3 separate regions of the Homo sapiens genome follow, and all the other regions are linked to region 3. Evidence: chromatin contacts called from ENCODE Hi-C or POLR2A ChIA-PET data. All regions are on one chromosome and are shown on one strand. The core of a region is the stretch at or near the end of the contact, and the rest is flanking DNA. Distances in the headings are between cores, read along the strand shown. Region 1 holds the start of SLC2A1 (solute carrier family 2 member 1). Region 2 overlaps SLC2A1 (solute carrier family 2 member 1). Region 3 overlaps HIVEP3 (HIVEP zinc finger 3).

Region 1 (4,973 bases), core at 1,686-4,185, 1.2 Mb before region 3:
AGCTGGGACTCAAAGAGTCCGGATCTGGGGCTCCATCATGAATCTCTAAGAGTGGCCCAGAGATTCTCACGTTCCCTAGGTAATCATTCTGGCAGTCTGCTGCCTTTGCACATGCTCTTCTCTCTGCTGAGAATGGCCTTCCCTCAATCCATCTGGTGAACTCCTATTCAGTCTTCCAAACCCTGCTTAGCATGACCTCCCCCTTCCCAGATGCTCTCTCTACTCACTCTCCTTCCCCTGTGGTACAAGTTCTGCACCTGTACAGATTCTTAACCCTCTACGCTTGACTTGGTATTGTTGCTGCTCATTTCCCCTCTTGCTCCTCCTCCAGCTTGGGGCCTCCATGAGGCTAACAATGGGGTCACATGTCTCTGTCCCTGGGAAAGTGGCCAGCATGGGGCTGGCCCAGAGAAGGACAAGGTGGCTGTTTGGTGAGTGTGACCCATGGGCTGAGTAAGGCAGACCCGCAACTGGGAAAAGGCATAGACTGGATGTGCTAAGAAACAAGGAGCTGTGGAGAGACTTTGAGGAGGGAAGTAGCAAAACCCAAAAGGTACTTAAGGAAAGACTGGAAGTATCAGCAGGACGGACTGGAGGGGAAGGAACATTCAACACAGGTAGATTAGCTGCTCACTCATTCGTGCATTCCTTCCCTCCTTCAGTCATTCACCCACGTGCCTCAGCTGCAGAACCTGTCCTCAAGGTGCTCACAGGCTGAGGGAAGGCAGACAGAGGACAAGTGGCAACCTACAAAACACCAAATGGTAAAGGAGAGAAAGATTTCCACTTGGGAGAACCAGGGACACTTCCCGGAGGAGGAAGGACCCATGGTGCTTTTTGGCATGGTGAGGTCGGGGAGGGCTTCCCAGGCAGAGGAGACAAGCTGAGCAAATGTGTGGATGTGAGTTGCTGGTGTGAGGGGCGAGGCTGAGCGTGTAAACTGGTGCCATGAAGAAGGACCGTGATGGCCAGGCTTGGCCCTTACTCCCTCCATGACAATTTCAGACAGATGAGCAGGAGAGTGGCAGGGTGCAGGACTGGAGGACAAAAGACCAGAGGAGATGGAGGCCCTGCAGACAGCAGGGGAGGGAAGGAGGATGAGGTGGTGTAGACAGCGGAGTCAGCAGGACTTGGTCTGTCCAGGGGTGAGGAGAGAGGTGGCCCAAGCTTTCCAGGCTGAGCATAGAGAGACCACAGGAATTGAAGCCTTGGGCAGGGGGGTGCCCAGAATGCACCTGCCTTCTGTTTCAGGGCTCCATACTCAACCAAGGTGCCCCTCAGCCAGAACTGGACACATTGCCAGAGAACTCCAGGGGTCATCTGGTCGGCTCAGCCTCCCGGTTTCCGACAGACAGTAAGCCCACCATGACTCCCTCCATCGGGAAAGGGACCCTCAAGACTTTGATCAGACCTTTGGACTGGGGGTCCTTCCCTTCACTGTGTCTCAAGTAAGGCACTGGTCTAGAGGAAATAAGGTGAAGTCAGATGATAGCAATACCACTACCAGTGCAGTGGCACATGCCTGCACTCCCAGCTACTACGGAGGCTAAGGTGGGAGGATCACTTGAGCCCAGGAGTTTGAGACCAGCATTTATTTATTTACTAACAGACTAAATAAATAAACCAACAATACCACCAACCAGTAAATGAGAACTTCCATGCTAAACACTTCATGAGCTTATCTGGAAATTGCACCTCTCCTGATAGCAATGAGATTGGTGTGGGAATTCCATTTACTCATAAGAAGACAGCCTCGGCCGGGCTCAGTGGCTCACGCCTGTAATCCCAGTACTTTGGGAGGCGAGGTGGGTGGATCACGAGGTCAAGAGTTCAAGACCAGCCTGGCCAAAATGGTGAAACCCCGTCTCTACTAAAAATAAAAATAATTAGCCAGGGGTGATAGCGGGCGCCTGTAATCCCAGCTACTCGGGAGGCTGAGGCAGAGAACTGCTTGAATCCGGGAGGCGGAGGTTACAGTGAGCCGAGATCGTGCCGCTGCACTCCAGCCTGGGCGACAGAGCGAGACTCTGTCTGAGAAAAAAAAAAATTAAAGAAAAAAACGAAAACAGCCTCACTGGCCAGGAACTCGCCCAGGATCGCGGCCGGGCCAGTATACAGTTGAGCTGGTTCAAACCCGAGGTCTATCATGTCCTTAATGTCCTATCATGTCAGTCAGTTAGCCTGCCTTTCATATTTTCCACACTTACAGGTCACCATAGACTCACCTGAACTGTGAGAAGTAGAGGAAGGCGTCCCAGAGGAGGTGATTTTAAAGCCCAGGTTTGAGATGGGTATGCATTTCCAGGCAAGAGAGCCCGGCCGGTGCAAAAGCAAGGCTTGGCTCACAAACGGGAATGTGGGGGGTGGAGACAGGGAAGGGAGAAGTCAATCCCTGGGCAAGACCTCCTGGAGTCTCTCTAACAAATAAATACTACTTTCCATGCAGTAGACGCTGTTCTAAACACTTTACAAATATTAACTCACTTGGTCTTTCTACAACCCTACGAGGTGGTACTGTTACTATCCCTAGTGCACCGAAGTCACCCAGCGGCCGAGTGAGAACTCCAGTCCAGCTTTCCACCCGCTACTCCGCGCATCCCAGCTTGCCTTACAGCCGGGTACCGGCTCCACCATTTTGCTAGAGAAGGCCGCGGAGGCTCAGAGAGGTGCGCACACTTGCCCTGAGTCACACAGCGAATGCCCTCCGCGGTCCCAACGCAGAGAGAACGAGCCGATCGGCAGCCTGAGCGAGGCAGTGGTTAGGGGGGGCCCCGGCCCCGGCCACTCCCCTCACCCCCTCCCCGCAGAGCGCCGCCCAGGACAGGCTGGGCCCCAGGCCCCGCCCCGAGGTCCTGCCCACACACCCCTGACACACCGGCGTCGCCAGCCAATGGCCGGGGTCCTATAAACGCTACGGTCCGCGCGCTCTCTGGCAAGAGGCAAGAGGTAGCAACAGCGAGCGTGCCGGTCGCTAGTCGCGGGTCCCCGAGTGAGCACGCCAGGGAGCAGGAGACCAAACGACGGGGGTCGGAGTCAGAGTCGCAGTGGGAGTCCCCGGACCGGAGCACGAGCCTGAGCGGGAGAGCGCCGCTCGCACGCCCGTCGCCACCCGCGTACCCGGCGCAGCCAGAGCCACCAGCGCAGCGCTGCCATGGAGCCCAGCAGCAAGGTGAGTCGCGCGCCCGCGGGCCCTCCCGCCAGGAACAAAGGCGCAGACTCCTGCCCGCCTTACGCCGGCCAGGGCCTCCCCCGCCGCCCCGCTGCGCTGTGCGCCCGGGGCGGGCCGCGCGCCTCTCCGAGCCTGGCTCGGTGCGGGTCCCGAGCGCAGCGCCCCGCCGGGCCGCTGGCCGCAGTGGGGATGGGCTTCGGATCTAGCGGGCCGGAGGGCGCCGCGTGCGTAGTTGGCGCCGGCACTGAGCACATGGCCTCCTTCCGGGGGCGCCGCGCCGTCCACGCGGCCCTGCTGGGGCTGGGGACACAGGGCCCGGGAGCGGCACGTCGCACACGACCTCGGCAGCAGCAGCCCAGCCTCGGCCCCTCCCGGTGCGGGGGAGGGGGCCCGAGCGCGGCGCCCATTGGCTGAGCGGGCCGAGCCCCCGGCCCGGCCCCGGCCCCGGCGCGCGGAGGAGTCAGGAGCCGCCCCCGCTCTCCGTCTGCTCCCCTAGCCCGGACGCCCCTGTAGGTGGGCGGCCTGGTGCGAGGTGTCCCACCGGCCTCCCCTACTCCTCCCGCCAGTCCCCCGCGGTGACGAGGCCGAGGCCGAGGGGAGGGCACTTTTCTCCAGGCCCGGGCTCGAACGCGGGGGTTGAGATGAACCTCCGGTCTCGGAGGCTCTCCTTTGCGAGGAGTGCAGGCCCCAAAGCTTTGGCCCAGTCTCGCGGAGATGTGTTCCGCGGAGGCAGGTTTACCCTCGGGGCCAGGCGGGGAGCGCAACCGGAGGGGCGGGGGATCTGGGGGCCAGGAAAGAGCCCCAGGCTGAAGTCTAGCGGGAAGCGCGCACGCCACGGGGTTGGGGAATGAGGGATGGGGACTCTGGGGACCAACAACTCCCTAGATAGGATTTCTTTTTTTCTGTGTAAGTGGGCTTGTCCTGCAGGGCATCTTTGTAGCGTCCGCAGAGCGATTTCTTTTCAACAAATTGTTTGTGGAGCCCCTCCTGTGTGTAGGGCATTGTTTCTTTCCACCTCCTTTCCTCCCCCTAGTCTACAATATTTTCAAGTCCCCTTTTTCTTTTGAAACGGTCCCTCTTTATCTATTATACTTTGATTTTTCCATCTCGTCAGCTGGGAGGGCACCTGGATGGCCCTTGTTTTCTTAGCTGGGACGCGGGGGTAGCACTGAATTTTGAACTGCCCTTCCTACTGGCTGTGGAGGTGTCCCGCTGAGACTGAGCGGGGTGGCGCTGGGCCGCACCCTCGGCAGGAAAAGGCCTTCCGCCCCACACCTGTTGAATCCATAAATCCAGACGACTTGGTTCACCCTTCCTGGGCCCTCGCTTGAGGTGAGACCCCGGGGAAGTTCCCGGGGAAGGCTCCCAGGATCTTAGGTGAGCCGTAAGGGTGGGATATAACTAAACAAAAGTTCAGTGAGAAGCTCTTCTAGCTAGTGGCAAGGAAGTCCAAATATCTCAGGGCTCTTGCAGGCCACTTAACTTCTGGGCCTCAGTTTTTCCATCTGAAAGAGATCACTTTTGTCACTTCCTCTAGGGAAGGAACTATCTATTCAGCATACTATGCCAGACATGGGTATTTATTTGTTGAGTGGATAAGGGAATACTACGTGGAGACAGAAAAGTGGAGGAGAAAATCAGCAGGTTCTTAGCCAAACTACTTTAAGCGTCACGGACCTTATAGCCCTGCTGGTTACTCACTAGCCTGGAGCTCAGAGAAGGGAAATAAGTTTGCCAAAGTCACACAGCTAGTAAGTGGTTGAACTGGATTTGAACCCAGGCCCATCAGATTTAATTTCATTTC
Region 2 (4,441 bases), core at 1,942-4,441, 1.2 Mb before region 3:
TGTCCTCTAGGCTCAGTGAGGCACCTGGACAGAGATCTGTAGTAGCCCCTCAGCTCTAGGCTGGCCGACACCATGGCAGTCCCCCCAGGAACTAACCAGAACCGCTCCTCCCTCCTCAACACGCTTGCCGCCACCCAGACTCCACAGCTGGGTGAAGAGACTGGGCTGGGAAGGGAGCAGAGAAGCGGGTGGATGGCCGAGCCTGGCACATTTGGTGTGCAGGACTCCGACTGCATTCTGAGGGGTGGTTCACTGTGGGAAATGGGGTCTGACTTTGGTGGATAGGAAGAGTCGGGAGCAGAATCCAGATGAGACCCAGGGCAGGCTGCCTGGGTAGAGAAGTAGGACAGACTCGGAGGCAGAATCGAGAGGACCTGGTGATGGATGGATGTGGGGTGGTGGCAGCATCAAGTGTTTAAATCCTAAGCTTGGGACGGGCATGTGAGGTGGGAGCGTTCAGAACAGGCACGTGCCAGGTCTCACCTCACACATGACCCAGGGTTGCGGAGGCTGCTGGGAGCCGGCGGGATTGGGCCTGTGGGATCCTGTCAGGGCATAATAAGTAGACTCTTCTTTCCTGAGGTGCACCCAGACACTTCTAGGGAGGATGTGACCCCAGAGCTTTTCCCCATGTAGGGTTCTTCTCATTCTCCAGCATCCCCCTGCCTTTCCTGGGCCAAGAGTCAGCGTGGAACCCCATACGAATCCCCAGGGAGGAGAGGGCACAGAGCACCGGAACCAGCAGTAGGAATTGGAAAACCAGGCGTGGCTTCTTCCCAGAAATCTCAGGCATCAAGAGGCAGAAACCCACTCCCCAGCCTCAGCTTGGCCAGGAAGTGCTGCTGTGGGCTGGAGAGGATGGGTCTAGGCCAAGGTGAACATGCAGAGAGCTGGCTGCTCACCCTTCCTCCACCCCATAAAGTGGTCTGAGTAACAGAGCAGCTAGGCAGCGTCCAGGAGCCAGCCCTGGACAAGGTTGGGTCCCTTTGACTGTGTGACCACAGGCAGGAGACGTAACTCAGGGTGGAGCTCTGGTCACACCTCACTTACACACAGCCCTCTTGTCAGTTGCCCCAACATCTCAAGAGATCTTCAAGCTTATTTAGGTAGTTTCAAGCCTTACTTAGCACCTATTTACTCTTTCTTTGTATACAATTCAAACAAATTCCATTTGCTGACTTCTTGGCAAATTTCAAAAGAGGTGTGGAGAGTTGTACAAGACAAGCCTCTGAACCACAGAGGGTTGGGGGAATACCTTAGAACTATGGAATGCAGAAATTTAGCCATCAGGAGCCAGTCTGCACAGGGACAAACACCTCTCCTTGCCCCTGGAGAGAGCCCCAAGGGCAGACACCATTGCCCTGCAGCCCTGCTTGTAGGTCTGGTTGCTCAGGAGAGCAAAGTGAAATCTCTTCACATTTTCACCCCATAATGGGTCAGGAAAGATTGGACCCTCAGAAGGGCAAGCGCCATTTATCTGGACCGTTCCCATATCCACCCTCATTCAGAGCAGCCTGTTCTTGGTGGAGCCTGATAAACGGGGCATTACCGTTCCCAACCAGTCCTCCTCTGGGGTTAGTTTCGTCCACAGAAGAACACTTTGCATTTTGTTACTCTGTTTTTTGTCAAAATCTGCCTTCTGTCTGCCCCCAGCAGAATCAAGGGGTTCTAAGAGGAGAGCCTAACACCTTTGGTTCGATTCCTCCATTTCCTCACCAGGTATCCCTGGCACTGGCTCTGGGACAGACCATGGTGTGAATCAACTGTCTTCCTCAGGGAAGACAAACTCCTGGAGTCAGGGAAACCTGGATCTCGAAAGGTTTCAGCAATAAGGCCAGGGGTACCTTCCAGGCAGGAGTAGTAGCATCTCAAAGGCGTAGAGGGGTGGGAGATGGTGTGTAGTGAGTGCAAAGGTGTGGTAGGTAGGGAGATTGGATTGATACCTGGCAGGAGCCCCGATTTTGAGTTACGGGTTGAAGGCTTGGGGAGACTCTGTTAGTGGTCTGCACAGCCTTCAGGCCACCAGTGTGCAGTGGGGTGATTTTAGGGATGATGACACCAAGCACTGTTTCACTGATTCCCTGCAGCACTGTGAAGCAGCTCCTGCTAATGTCTGCACTTTAGAAATGGGGCCATGGAAACTCACAGATGAAATAACTTGCTCATGGTCACACTGGAAATAAGGGGTGGAGCTAGGACCTGAATTTAGTTGTGTCCAGAATCAGAGTTCAGGTTTCTATTCACTGCCCTGCATGGCGTCCTTGGAACGGACAAGCAGATCCTTAGGGCTTGCCTCTGCCCTACCAACTGTCCTCGCCCCTTGGAGCCTGGCCTCCATCAGATGCCTGCTGACTTGGGACAGGTTGTGACAGGGCAGGGGAAAAGATGGCTAGAGGCTGAGCACCCACAGCAATGGGAAGGAAGGCACCAGGAGGCAGGCCCAGCATATTTGAATAGGTGGGCATTTCTGGGACTGCAGGCTTTGGTTTGGCAAGTGTGCCTGCCCACACCTTCTTCTTCTGCTAGACCTCAGTGGGTTGGAAGGGATAGGGAGGACCAACAGCAGTGATGGAGGCTGCAGAGGCTGCATACCGCTGTGTGTGCATGAACCTGTGGCATGCACACACACGGAGGGGTGTTGGGATGGGTTGGGTTCACATGGAATTGAGTTTGAGCTGTAAGTGGTAGGGGATGAGGGGCATGTGAGTTTGTGACTGGCTAAAGCAGGAATATTTAGATTCTATGAGCACGGGTATGTGTGTGTGATGGTATACGTGCATAAGAAGCCGTTTCTGGGTAACTAGGGCCTGCACTCTGCTATACGTGTGGCTGGGTGGGTCTGGCCAGTCCCATGGCACTGAGAGTGTGGTGAGTGTGCTCAGGCAGAACGGGTGCTGCCTGCCTACCACATCCGTGGGAGCTGGCCAGGGTGGGGGCAGGGCTGGTGGGCAGGGCTGCCCTAGGACGGGCGTTTCCAGTTCCTGGAACTGCTTCCTTGTGTGGAACCTTTCCCCATACCTCCTAGCTGGGCCCTTGGGAGAGGGGAGGAGGCCGTGGGTCCTTCAAGGGGGTGCTCGCAGGCCAGACACAAGGGAGCTAGGCCTGGGGAACAGAAAGCCACAGCGTGAGTCTTTCAAGCACTTCTGAAGGGTGACATGTGTGAGTTTGTCACACCAGGCCCTCAGTGCGGTCAGGGAGTCTGTACTTCCTGGATGGCGGAACCTGTCTGTCAAGCCCTGCTTCCTCCCCAGCAAGGGGTTGGGGGGAGGGCCTGATGGCAGGAGATGGGCCCCTGGGGCTTTGAGACATGGTGAGGAGAAAAGGGGCAAGTGGGAAGACCCTTTTCCTTCTGTATTTCTCTTTTTTTTTTTTTTTTTTTGAGACATAGAGTCTCACTCTGTCACTCAGGCTGAAGTGCAGTGGCACAGTCTTGGCTCACTGCAAACTCCGTGTCCTGGGTTTAAGCAATTCTGCCTTAGCCTCCCGTGTAGCTGGGATTACATGCTTGCGCCACCACGTCCAGCTAATTTTTTTTTTATTTTTAGTAGAGATAGGGTTTCACCATGTTGGTCTGGCTGGTCTCGAACTCCTGATCTCCAGTGATCTGCTTGCCTTGATCTCCCAAAGTGCTGGGATTACAGGCGTGAGCCACCACACCTGGTCTTGTACCTCTCTGTTCTATGCCTGAACTTCCACCACTGATCACTTGCCATCATCCCAGCAAGTCACACTGAGCCTGTGAAACCACAGGGCACTGGAAACCACACGTTAGGGGAAGTGGGAGAGTTGGCGGGGCTCTCAGATGAACTCCAACCCCTTGTTTCTCGCCTGGGGAAAGTGAGGCCCACAAAAATAGAGGGACTTGGCTCAAGAACATGCAGTGAATCTGTGGCAGAGCCAGGCCCTGGCCCTCTCTTAGGGAGGGGTGCAAGGGGAAAGGAAAAGGAAGACTGGGTCCTGGCCCCTGGCTTGCTCACCCAGGCTGCATCTCCCCCTGCAGGTGATCGAGGAGTTCTACAACCAGACATGGGTCCACCGCTATGGGGAGAGCATCCTGCCCACCACGCTCACCACGCTCTGGTCCCTCTCAGTGGCCATCTTTTCTGTTGGGGGCATGATTGGCTCCTTCTCTGTGGGCCTTTTCGTTAACCGCTTTGGCCGGTAAGTAGGAGAGGTCCTGGCACTGCCCTTGGAGGGCCCATGCCCTCCTGCCCAGGGAGTCCCAGATGGGGTGGGAGGTAGGGGAGACTTATCTGCCTGTTCCAGGGTATTACCTCTGACCCAGCCCCTCGGAGCCCAAGGAATGTGGGCACTGGCCTGACCTGTGACCCCGTCCCCAGGCGGAATTCAATGCTGATGATGAACCTGCTGGCCTTCGTGTCCGCCGTGCTCATGGGCTTCTCGAAACTGGGCAAGTCCTTTGAGATGCTGATCCTGGGCC
Region 3 (4,909 bases), core at 1,479-3,978:
CAAATGGACAAAGAGGAATCCTTTGCAGGAGGAGCCTGCCTAGTCTCTTGAGGGCCCCTGTGAGAAAGGGGGCGAATTCCCACAGGAAGATGAAAGCCCCTTGCTCTGCAGTCACGTTTCCTAAGGTTAAACACGCTCAACCCCGACTAGCTGGAGGACCTTGGCCGACTCACTTTCCCTCTCTTGGCCTTCGTGTCTTCATCTGGAAAACAGGCACAGTATTCCCTGCCCTGCCTTTGTGCCTCCCTTCCTGTCTCCCTCTGTGGGCTGGTGTGAGGATCCAGAGTGGTAGTGGAGGAGAGGGAACCGGAAACTCACATGACACTTCCTGTCGAGAGCAAGAACGCACCTCTTCCCGGCTCCAGCACCTCGCACCTTTCAACACAGAATCAAAGACTGGGCTGGGTTACCTAGAGTTAATTGGAGGTAACTAGAGGAACAAGGACACATGGCTGAAAGGACTGTCACCTTCAGGAGGCCCTGGTCCCAAGCCTAGGGCTGCTACTTACAAGCTGGTGGCCTCGGTCAGGGCCCTTCTCCCTCTCTTCTCTTCACTTTCTCCTTCTGTAAAATGAGTAGGGAGTTGGAAAGGAGGAGTTTAGAATTCCTCTAAGAATATTCCAGCTTTAAAGTCAACGGGGACCCATTCAGAATAAAAAGGTCAGTGACGGATATCAGGCCCTTTGCCAACAGCAAGTTTGGGAACCCTGGGAAACCCGTGGTCCCTGGACATAGAGTTGAGGGAGTGAGGCAGTGACGATGAGCTTTGCCAATCTGAGAACCAGTGCCTTCTCAGTTTCTTGCCAGTTTTGCAGATGAGCAGTTGATTTACAGAGTTGGAGTGAGTTGCCTCAAGTCACAGAGCCAGGGTGAGAGATAGCATGGGCCCAGGTCTGCCCTGTTCTTCACAACATAATGTTGGAAGTAGAGGGAAAGGCAGGGAAAGGGGCTGCCGGTTACTGATCACCCCTGTGCACTGGGCTCTCTGCTTCCCCCAGGATCTCGTTTTATTCCCACAGCCACCTTGGGAGGTGGACTCCCTGAATGGAACCCCTGAGGGTGGCGGAGACAGTAGTCTGATTTCTGGTTGTTCCTGGATGGCTGTGTGTTGGGGGAAGCACGTGGCCAAGGCAGCCTGGGTAACCCCTAGTCCATGTGGGAGATGGTGACTGAGAGCGAGATTGCAGCCACGTGGAGATTGTGGGCAGCAGTGTGGCTGGGACAGCAGCTGCTCTCCCTATGCAAATGAGGCCCTCAGCACCCACCATCCAGCACTGAGCAAACACCCAGCAGAGAAACCCCCTCCTAAACCTCTCTGGGACCCTAGCCTGTGCCTTCTGACACCTTCACCGCAGCAGCTGCCTGTACTCTAAGCCCAGTCCCAGGCCACAGCAGTTCACAAGAACCATGCCCACCCCTTGGGGGAATTCCCGTGTCTGTCTGGAGACAAACTGCAGCCTAGGCAAGTCTGGCTGTAGAAGCTGACCCTAGAAGCCAGCCCTGCATTAAGAGCTGACTGTAGCATCCCCAGTGGCATGCCCGTATCACTTCCAGGGCCAGTCTGAGAACTGTCAGTGGGGCTGTAGATTGAGAACAAGTCTGGCCTCATCCACCCTCTGCAGATCCCAAGCATATCGCCTTTGGCCCCTCCCCTGCACATTTGCTCATGCTGTCCCCTTGGGATTACATTTCACCCCCCCTTACTCCCCCTGCTCTGTCGCCTTGGCAGAACCAGCCCCGCATCCCCTGCCCAGCACTGAGTGCCCCAGGCCTGGGTGCCGTCTATCATTACAGCCTGCTCATGTCCTTGGACTCCAGCTCCCCTCTAGGCTGGGCACTCCCTGGGCTGGGGCTGAGGAATTTGTGCCTGGCTTTGGATTGAGTGTGGTCTCATTTATTCCTTGCAACCTAGAAGACAGATATGCTTATTGTTCTAGCTTTATGGGTGAAGAAAGATACTCAGAGAGGTCAAGTCACTTGCTCAAGGTTGCACAGCTACCAAGTAGGAGAGCTGGGATAAGGAACTGGAGTTGCATGCAGAGTCTGTAATTGGGAATAGACTGGCCCTTATTCAGCCCTTTGTTCCCAGGCCTGACAAAGCCTAGGGTGATTAAGGACCAGCAAGCGTTGATGCATTCTTGTTCAACAATAAGATGGTGGATACTCTCCCTGTCTGTTCCCCAGGTATCCTGAAGGTGCACCCTGCCGCTGTGTGCACAGCCCACCTACCCCAACATGCACCCGTCAGGCCCTGGATGAGGGCATTTGCTCAGGAGATCCTTCCAGCAGTGTGGTGGGCTCAGGATGGTTATACCCATTTTATAGATAGGAAACTGGGTACTAGAGAGGTCTAATAAATGTCCCAGAATGACCCAGCAGGAAGTAGCTGACTACGACTCCAGCCCAGGGCTTGGGGCTCTGTGTCTGGTGCTCCTTCCTAGGCTGGCGGGATGAGGCCATGCTTGCCAAAGTCACCCGGGCTGCCTCTGGCCCAAAGTGACGGAGCAGTTGGTCAGCTAGTCCTCCACCCCGAGGCCTCTGAGAAGAGAGGAAACACCGGTCTGCGGGGGATTCCTCCGGCGGCGCCGCGCCCCTCAGCCACTTCCTCTGGACACTCTCGTTTTCTTTGTCACTTGTTTTAGTTTCTGCTTTTCTTCCCTCGTTCCTTTTTCTCAAGGCCACTTTCATTTCCGTCTGGCAGTGTCCCCCCAGCCCACCCCTACTCCTCTCTGCTCAGCTCCCACTGCCTGCTGCCACTTTGGGATCCCCAGAGGCCTTGCCTGCCTGGGCCACATTTCCCAGCTGGTAGGGGTCAGGCACAGGAAGGGGCTGCCTCCCGGCTTCATCCCTCGTGGTGGGGAAGCTGAGGTGGCTGTCAGATCGCCCTAGGATCCCAAGCAGCCCCAGGTTCCCTGCTTAGCCTCTCTGGGCCCCAGGCTCTTTCTCATCTATGAGATGGGAGGAAGTCCACCCTCAGAGAGTGTGAGGAGAGAAGGAGATGACACACGTGAAGCTCCAGTAACTAGCACATAGAAAAACCCAGTGAACACCAGCTCTGCATCTCCGGACCTGCCTGTGAGTTCAGTCTTCTGTGCCTGCAGTCTTCTCCCCCAACACTGGGCGCCCACACCTGGCCAAAGGCAGACCTCGCCATCTGTGCCTCCCGCGCTGAGACACCAAAGCCTGTAGAAAGGTGGTTCTGAGAAAGGAAGAGAGGATTATCACTTACGCCCTCTGGAGTCCATATGTACAGCCCTCTACCACAGCAAGAGCCCCTGCCCCCATGCCCAGCACAGAGGCATCATTTTCCCTGCAGACTGCCAGCCACCAGGCACTCAACACTCAGGGTAGGGCAGCCCTCCATTGTTCGACAGCTCTGCCTTTTTTAAGAAAGTTCTTCTCTCTAGTCAGCTGAGACCTGCCAGCCTCCACACCTGTCCTCTATCTTTGACCTTCCCCAAAAGAACTGATCTCCTCTCTCCTATTGTTCTAGATGTCTCAGTATTGCACTTGGGCCTCTCCAGACTTGCCCCAAATCCTTCTGCTCCAGTGTCCCAGTATCCCAGAGCAGTTAAGATTTTGGACTCCAGAGCACAACTCCCCCAGTTCAAATCGTGGTGAGGCCACTTGCTATCTATGTGACACTGGGAGTTTCCTAACCCCTCCACGCTCAAAAGGAGGTAACTGTGGGACTTAACATGAGCGGGTGTGTAAACGTCACCCACTGCCATGGCTGTTTATGATCAAACATCTACAAAATCTGTAACAGCTTCTCAAAGGGCCTCACTTCCAGCCCCCTTCATGCCTGCTTGCCTGCTGGTTCTATTTGGTAGTTTCCCTGTTACAACTTAGAGATGGTGCCTTGACTCTTGGAGGCAGCCAGACATTGAGGAAGGAGCCCTGGTTTTGGAAGTAGACCTGTGTTCAAATCTCAGGTCCATCCCGGGTTTGATTTACCCGGGAGACACCATGGGCCCATGTGGCTTCTCGAGGGCTCATGAAAATGCTTGAGACATGAAAAGAAAAAGGTTTGGTTTCAAAATATGAAAACTGCTCATCAAAATTAATATTTAGTTAATATACTCAAGCATAATGAATTGTATGATTTAGTTTTTATAGAAACAGCCCTCCTTTTGGGGGTTAGCATGCCTCACCTTGCCAAGGTTCCTGATTGCAGACAATGACTGCTGAGAAATCAGAGCATATCATTCATACTACAGGTTACTCACTGAAAATCACTTCAAAAACAAAATTATCTTTTAAATGTATAGTTGTTTTCCAGCAAAATATTACATTCAGCAAGGGATAAATTTTATAGAATGTCGGGGAGGCTTCCAAAAGTAATGCAGCTTGGGTCTTAAAATGACCCTGGGACTGGTCAACTCATCTCTCTGAGCCACTATGTCCTCATCTGCAAAATGGGGACAATACACCTGTTTTCCAGTATTGTTGAGCCTATCCTGGAGATCTGATAGTGCCTGCCTGTCTTTTGGGGGTCACTGGAGGAAGGGACAGAGGACTGTTGGCCCTTGCCTCTTATGGAGTTTCCATACGGATGCTGGACACTGAACCTGTTTGCTTTATCAGTCCTATGTGTCTGGGCCTTTCATCCCAGCTTCTGCCCATTCATCTTGGAGCGAGCAGTTACCATCAGCACAGACAATAGTTTGGGCTTTGGGAGGTGGGAAGTCCTGGGAATTCTTAGTTATTCCATTGCTGTTGCATTAGGTAGGTCCGCACATGCCCTTGAAGATTGAACATCCCTCCTGGGCTCTAACATAATTCAGGAAAAAGAGATGTCTGTTCTCTTGCCTCTTGACAGCTATTCCTTGTAAGGAACCATCATTCCCTTGTCCCTGTGACTGGGAGAGGCTTGTGGCAGGAGTGAGGAGACATCGGCTGATAAGTG

Evidence for each region. A loop is a pair of places that touch in the nucleus more often than their neighbours do. ChIA-PET counts read pairs that join two places held with the same protein, here RNA polymerase II (POLR2A). Pooled maps may share reads with other maps.
Region 1: a pooled map shows a loop between it and region 3 (5-fold over the local background). The contact joins the promoter of SLC2A1 here to the enhancer-like site in region 3. A Hi-C loop is called at or near these places in 1 of 37 single-sample maps with no recorded cell type and 3 of 50 pooled maps. POLR2A ChIA-PET finds 5 or more read pairs at or near these places in 1 of 52 experiments (Panc1).
Region 2: a loop to region 3 is called in a pooled map, with 4 times the contacts of the local background. The contact joins two enhancer-like sites. A Hi-C loop is called at or near these places in 1 of 37 single-sample maps with no recorded cell type and 4 of 50 pooled maps. POLR2A ChIA-PET finds 5 or more read pairs at or near these places in 1 of 52 experiments (activated CD4-positive, alpha-beta T cell).

Annotation. Positions count from the first base shown.
Region 1 is chr1:42,956,830-42,961,802 of GRCh38, reverse strand. It overlaps SLC2A1 (solute carrier family 2 member 1), which reads left to right and starts at 2,935. Exons shown (of 10, transcript NM_006516.4): 1 at 2,935-3,169. The coding sequence starts at 3,152. SLC2A1-DT (SLC2A1 divergent transcript) reads right to left here and starts at 2,754. Exons shown (of 4, transcript NR_033967.1): 1 at 2,226-2,754. RefSeq lists silencers at 2,579-2,762, 2,635-3,044, 3,175-3,814.
Region 2 is chr1:42,930,766-42,935,206 of GRCh38, reverse strand. It overlaps SLC2A1 (solute carrier family 2 member 1), which reads left to right. Exons shown (of 10, transcript NM_006516.4): 3 at 4,001-4,161; 4 at 4,341-4,441. Among named protein-coding and RNA genes, the nearest start is that of SLC2A1, 26 kb to the left of the region's middle. RefSeq lists enhancers at 1-561, 2,899-3,068. Within about 2 kb of position 3,191, at least 28 of the 41 ENCODE cell types and tissues checked have a DNase peak (open chromatin) inside an H3K27ac peak, as active enhancers do.
Region 3 is chr1:41,725,275-41,730,183 of GRCh38, reverse strand. All of the region lies in intron 1 of HIVEP3 (HIVEP zinc finger 3), which reads left to right. Among named protein-coding and RNA genes, the nearest start is that of HIVEP3, 190 kb to the left of the region's middle. RefSeq lists an enhancer at 1,758-1,827. Within about 2 kb of position 2,728, at least 17 of the 41 ENCODE cell types and tissues checked have a DNase peak (open chromatin) inside an H3K27ac peak, as active enhancers do.